2 separate regions of the Homo sapiens genome follow, and region 1 is linked to region 2. The links are chromatin contacts, found by Hi-C or POLR2A ChIA-PET in ENCODE. All regions are on one chromosome and are shown on one strand. Each heading gives the region's core, a stretch centred on a gene start or an enhancer-like site at or near the end of the contact. The rest is flanking DNA. Distances are from core to core; before and after follow the strand shown.

Region 1 (3,470 bases), core at 782-3,281, 170 kb before region 2:
GAAAAATTAACACAGGGCATAAATGAATATGGCTGCAAAAATACCAAAGAAAACACCAGCTAACAAAATTCAATAGAATTGAAAGGAATTGCATGTCACAGCCAAGCACAGTTGCTCTCACAAGCATAAGGATGGTTTAATAATTGTGACAATTATTGCCGGCCACAGTGGCTCACGCCTGTAAAAAAAAAAAGTACACAGCAGTAACTATCAGAAAATATTAGCTACTATAATCATCACCATGTTATTGTCATCATAAGCAACATCGTAAGCAAGAGAAATATAATTTTTAAGCAGCACATTTAAAAATTCTCATCAGACTTGGCATGCTCCTGTGTACTCACATTCTGGCAGATGCCAAATCTGCCAGGCACAAGGAAGTGTTGAATAAATGTCAAAAAGTATTGTTTTACAGGCGAATTAAGATTTGAGGAACTTAGGTCCACTGTTAGGTAGCTAGTATTTGGCAGTGCTAGATTCATGTACAAGTAGGTTTATTCTACATTCCCCCTCCCACCAAAAACAACCTCTGATAATCTATGAGTAAAATTAGTTAAATAACAGATTTACATCTCCAGCCTTTCCTGCTTCCGCAGATCTGATACTTTCTCCAGACGGAATATGCCAAGACAGAACATTGCAGTAGAGGCTTCTAGATAACTTGGACATAGAGAGATGTGGAAGACTTCCAAGCAATGGGAGGAATTAGTAAAGACAAACTTATTACTTCAATTTGATAAAAATTCATCCAACTTTCTTGAAAAGAACTTTTATTGTATTTAGAAATTTTAGGATTCTCTTTATACTAATATATTAATATTTTTAAATAATTTTATTTGCATAGTTAACCTTCAGAAATATAATCTTATAAATTGTTCTCCACTATTACCACATATGGTCTGAAATCATAAGGCTTAAAAGACCATTGTGGCTCTATATGAACATCGTTTTATTATTTCAGTTTTTCAATATTACTTCAGTTTTAAAAACACATTTGGAGGCAGGCAGGGTGACTCACTCCTATAATTTCAGTGCTTTGGGAGGCCAAAGCAGGAGGATCACTTGAGCCCAGGAGTTCAAGACCAGCCTGGTCAACGTAGCGAGACCCTGTCTCTACAAAAACTAAAAAAATGTAGCCAGGTATAATGGCAAGTGCCTTTAATACCAGCTACTGGGGAGGCTGAAGCAGGAGGATTGCTTTAGCCTGGGAGTTTAAGGCTTCAGTGAGCTATGATCATGCCACCGCACTCCAGCCTGGGTGACAGAGCGAGACCCTGTCTCTAAGAAAATAATCATGAAATAAAACTAAACTAAAATAAAACACTTTTGGTGATCAAAGAATACAAAATTTTGGTTAGGCAGGAGGAATAAATTCAGGAGATGTACTGCACAACCTGGTGACTACAATCAATACTAATATACTGCATACTTGAAAATTGCCGAGAGTAGATTTTAAGTGGTCCCACCGCACACACAAAAATAAGTATTTGAGGTCATGCATATGTTAATTAGCTTGATTTAACCATTTTAAAATGTATACATGTTTTAAAACATCATATCGTACACCATAAATATATACAATTTTAATTTGTCAATTAAAAAATAAAAGATTATAATAAATACATAAAATACCTCTGGTTTTGTTTTTAAAGTTTTAAAAAATGCCAATATAGTTCTATAATTTATCTTGAGAGTTTACAATCACTTTTAGTTTATAAACTTACATTATCAAGTCCTTAGGCTTTACTGGGGCTGATCTCACTAACCAAAAATGTCTTTGGAAAAATTATTAATATTTAAGAATATTCTTACATTTTATGTCAATTTTCAAAATGATTGTAGTTTAAAAAAATTTTTATTGATGTAACAGTCTTTAATTAACTTGAACTATTGCCTAAGGATAGTCCTTTATATATGAAAAAAACCTCTTTAAAAAATTTTTTTACAGGATTCTATAAACCTGGAGAGTAATCCTAAGAAAAATCATCAGAAGAAAGGAATTTGTAGAACTAAAACTGCAAACATCCAGAATCTTGATGGTGTGCCAAGCCAAATGTCAACTGGAACTCAACCAAAAACTAAAGTAAGTTTTAGTTTTCTTACATATGCCCCTGGTGTGAGTGTCCTGCCCTGTTCATACGGTGTAATTCACCAAGGTAAAAACAGCACTGTGTTCACAAATTATCTATTTTTCTTGTTTGTTTTTTCAAACTTAACATTAGCATTAACTAGTGTTTCATTACAACATGAGAAAATTTGTAATGAGAACATATATAGTTGTTAATATTTATAAAATTAGAAAAAAATGCTCTTGCTGAAGGTAAAACGGTTAGTCCATTGTAACCATGGCAGTGGATTGTACATACTTCAATTCATCTCTTCATTTTTAGTAAAAACTTATGCTGCAAATGCAAATCTCCTTGAACTATGTTTAAAAGTCTCCCTGTCGGGTTAGTCTGTCTCCCACTGTTCGGAGATCCAGAAAAGAGGCATAAGAGTGGGAATCACATCTAGAAAACATCAGCTACTAATATTCAATCCACTTTGTTTCGAAAATTGCCTTTGTTCTACCAAGCTCAAAATAATATACAGAGTTTTGTTGTTGTTGTTGCATTTTGGGGTATATTTTTAATGAGGAAAAAATTGACCAACCTTTTCTATAGACGTTTTACAACTTTTCATTATATTTATAACTTTTTTGAATCTTTTAAATTTTTTTCACTTTTTAAAAATTGAATCTGAAAGTAGGCCTTCATAAGTCCTGACCAGTGTTAGATATAGAAGGATTTTAAGTAATAATTTGCAAGGTTGTATACAGTTGCTTATAGTTCTTGATTTTATGATGCCTTGTCTGCTTTACAATGTAAAAAGGTAATAATAATTTTACAAATAAATATGAAAGGCAAACATCATGTGTCCTTCTGACAGTAAACAAGAGAAACTTTAAAAATTACCTAGAAAGGGATAATTTAAGAAATTACTCAGCAAGATATGGGCAGGGTTAAGGTAAATCAACAATTCTAAAGTGTTGGTGGCTCAGCAAGATCTTTGACCTTCACAGAGAAATACAGCCACAACCAAACTTCTGCCTGACAAAGAAGAGGCTCAGGGAATAAATACCCAATTTCTTCCTCCTCCCATCTTCTAACCTCCTCCTGGGACTTCCTGCTGGCTGAATCCATGGAGAAGTCAGGAGGAAAGGAGCTAAGTTGATCCATTCTTTAGAAACTGTGCCCCACAGAACAAGGTGGAAAAAAGCAGAGAGTAGTTTCAGATAGTCAAATGGAAAATATTCAGCACACGTGATAATAAAATAACATTGTTAACTGCCATGATTGAACATGGAATATGTTCCACGCACAATGCTAAGCTCTCACACACATTGCCTATTTCATCCTTACAACAGCCCTGCAAGGCATTACTACCTTAATTTTCTAGAGAAAAAACCTGACCTTCACAACATGGCAAAG
Region 2 (3,307 bases), core at 381-2,880:
GGTTACCCCATGGAAGGTGACAAGGGTCCCAGCCCCTTTCAAGTGTCCACACCAGTAAACATACTTAATCAGCCTTGATTTATGTCAGCAGTTGGAGCACAACTAGGGCCACCAGGAGAAACCTGTGTCACTCTAGGAATACAGATCTTTGTTGAATAAATATCTTTTTATGCATGCAAGTAGGAAATGTACTTGCTCCATATGCAGATTTTCCCTAAACTTTCCTATTATTTACAATACCTTTCATTTTGATGACACTTTGAATTATAAAACACTCTCACATATAGTTTAAGTATGAGCAGGGTAGGTAGAACAAAGAGTTCTTTGCTGCATTTGACAGATAAGGAAGTCTATGTTTAGGGATATTAAATAGCTTCTATCTCTCCTACACCTTATCATTCCCAGAGCTAAGATGTGAATCCTATTCTCGTACCTCCCACATCCAGTGCTAGTTTATAATTCTCATGAGTGACTTCTTGCTGTTTAGCATGAGGCTATTCAGAATTTGGCTGGACTGGAATCTCATGAGAATTGCAGAAATGGTTTAGGCAAAATAGTAGCAACAACAACAATAGCAATTAAAATGTAATGCATGCTCATTATATGCCAGGCATCATTCTAAATATTTTGCATGTATTATTGCATTTGATCCTTGCCAAAAATCCTATGAGGGAAGCATTATTATAATCCCCATTTTATAGATGCTGAGGCTGAGGAACTCAGAAAATGGGTAACTTATGGAGATTACACAGCTAGTAGGTGCGGAGCCATGGTATGAACCTAGTTGGCTACCTCCTCTGTCTATGCCATCAGCCACTTCCCTGTACTGCCTATGGGAGCTGGGGACTGGGGCTTTCACTGCTCTTCAGATGATGTGTTCATTGACCTTAAGAAGCTCAGTAGCAATGGAAGAATGCTTCACAGTGTATGTTTGAGGTCTCAAACTACTCTATGTATACTAAGACAGTCATAACAAATTACCTAAATCGATATGCTAATGCGAGGTTGTGTGGTAAGCTAAATTACTTACTCAACCTTTATAAAACAGACAGTCTGAAGGATAGCACAAGTGATGTCAAGATGATTTCAATCACTGGAAACGTCTTCAATCCAATGGCCTGTGAATGCCATCAGAAATTTGTAAGACACTTACCCAACGTCTCCCATATGGTAATCATGGTCCCCCCAAAGTGTACATGAAAATATAGAAAGGAATTGTGATATTTGTAAAGTTGATGACCATGATATGACATTGAGCCTGAAGATTCAAAGCATTTACCAGTCTACATCAGGAAAATATGAAACACAGCCAAAGTTATTAATTGGCAATGCAGAGCTTACAGCTAACACTAAATTTTGCTTCCAAGAAAGTGTGGAGCCTGATGCTTTTTTAATTAACAGAACAAAACCCGAAAAGCAATCAAAATTGTTAGCATTCAAAGACTGGCAGATTCAGAGCATGGCAATGGGACACACAGATAGACCAATCAGGGCAGGCACAGATTGGTGACTGTGATCCAAGGACCCAGCTTGAAAAGTCAGCTTCTCCAGAACTTTCAGCAACACTTTTAAAATGAGGAAATAAGTAACATGAGATTGCATTTCACAATCTCCAACAGCATGTCCCTGAAATGGAGCGAAGGATACACCAAAGGAAGAGTTGCTACATCCCATCTCTCCTGGGAAAGGAACATGCTGCAGGGAGAGAGTTGCGAGAGCTCTTCACCCTTCTACCCTGCAGCAAAGGAAAATGGGTCTCCTCAAGGAAGGCATTTCCCCACAGCAAAGCTGCAAGCAACATGAAATAATGCACCATGACTATGGGTTCTTGGCAAAGGATTCCTGGCCTGGTACAGTTAGAAATTGGGCTCTATTCTCAAGCAAAGGGTTCCAACAAAAAAATACCGCAGCAAGCAGACCGTGGAATGTGCTTCTCCACTCTTCCATACGGGGTGATGGCACAGAATCAGAGTTGAACATGGGAGGGAAGTGGAAGGGATAAAAATGTAATGGAATTGCAGAGTTGTTGGCATTCAGATGTGTAGGTGGTGGGTGGCAAGTCCTGCTTATTGCCTGTGGTTGTGAGAGGCAATGGTGATGGGTCTTATTACATAGCAGTAAGAGAAGGAGAAAAAAATATATATCTTTTCATTTGTCAAAGTTATTTATCGCAGGATTATTTGTAATTTTAGAAATTTGGAGAAAAATATTCAAAATTGTGAAAGCTTTAAAATAAATTATAGTGTGTTTATCCCACAGAATTTTAGATATTCATTAAAAACTACATTTTAAAAGAAAATACATTGGAAAAATGCTCACAATCTACTGCTTAGTGAAAAAAAATGAAAAACTTGGTATAAAAATTCTTCCAAGTTTTTTTAATATGCAAGGAAAAAAATAAAAAGGAAAATTTTCAAATGTTATCAGCTCTCTTTTTGGTAATATTACAGGTACTTTTAATGTTTCTATTACAATTTTTGTGTTTAAAAAACTATAATTATCAGTATGTATATTTAAAATTAATAAATATTATATAAGAAAAGAGTGATAATTAATGAGAATGAAGCAATATCACCATAAGCATCCTTAAAATTTACACTTAGACTAAGGAGCAGATCCTAGTGGTAACCAGTCATTTAAAACTATAGGAATAGTCATTCAGTCAGTAAATGATCCTACTCCTACTATGTGCTGTTCACTGAAAAAGGTACAAGAGGTTGAGAAATAAAAGTTCTGTGCTAGTCCTACCTGGAGGAACTCAGGACTGCAGGGACAGCTGAGAAGAAACAGGTAAGGACACTGAACTCTGGCTCTTTGATAAGTGCTCCTCCGGCAGTATCCCCAAAGCATGGAAGAAACACAATGGAAGAGGAATCCATCCAGCCACTGGGATTTGTAGAAGGATTAAGGAGGAGGTGACATCTGAGTACATCTGAGTTGAATCTCGAAGGATGAGTGAAGAACAAAAAAATTAGGGTAAGGGCATTCAAGAACAGCTAATGTATAAAGACGTAGAGTGCAGTGAGACCAAGAGCTTTCAAATGGGACTCTTTTTATGCTGAAATTCAGGGAAGGGAAAGAGAAAACCTGAACTAAATCAGTTACTCAGGAGATAGAGAAGTGGGGGAAGATTGAAGCAGCATAGGATGTATGGAGGTGTTTCAGATGTCTTCTAGATTTCTCTCTCAGTCACTAGATGGGTGGTAGCACCAGGTGGCTCACATAGGAAATAGAGATGAAAGAGCAGGTTTGGAAGGAAAGTTTTGGAGATACCCATCCGGAAGGGAAACAATACATGGCCCTAGAG

Evidence for each region. Hi-C counts contacts between places; a loop is a spot of excess contacts on that map. ChIA-PET counts read pairs that join two places held with the same protein, here RNA polymerase II (POLR2A). Pooled maps may share reads with other maps.
Region 1: a map of chondrocyte shows a loop between it and region 2 (2.1-fold over the local background). The contact joins two enhancer-like sites. A Hi-C loop is called at or near these places in 8 of 168 maps with a recorded cell type or tissue (IMR-90, PC-3, Right ventricle myocardium superior and 3 more), 1 of 37 single-sample maps with no recorded cell type and 3 of 50 pooled maps. POLR2A ChIA-PET finds 5 or more read pairs at or near these places in 2 of 52 experiments (GM12878 and activated CD8-positive, alpha-beta T cell).

What each region holds. Positions count from the first base shown.
Region 1 is chr13:33,522,851-33,526,320 of GRCh38, reverse strand. It overlaps a transcript of STARD13 not described here. Among named protein-coding and RNA genes, the nearest start is that of LINC02344, 190 kb to the right of the region's middle. Within about 2 kb of position 2,031, at least 3 of the 41 ENCODE cell types and tissues checked have a DNase peak (open chromatin) inside an H3K27ac peak, as active enhancers do.
Region 2 is chr13:33,353,979-33,357,285 of GRCh38, reverse strand. It overlaps a transcript of STARD13 not described here. Among named protein-coding and RNA genes, the nearest start is that of LINC02344, 20 kb to the right of the region's middle. Within about 2 kb of position 1,630, at least 2 of the 41 ENCODE cell types and tissues checked have a DNase peak (open chromatin) inside an H3K27ac peak, as active enhancers do.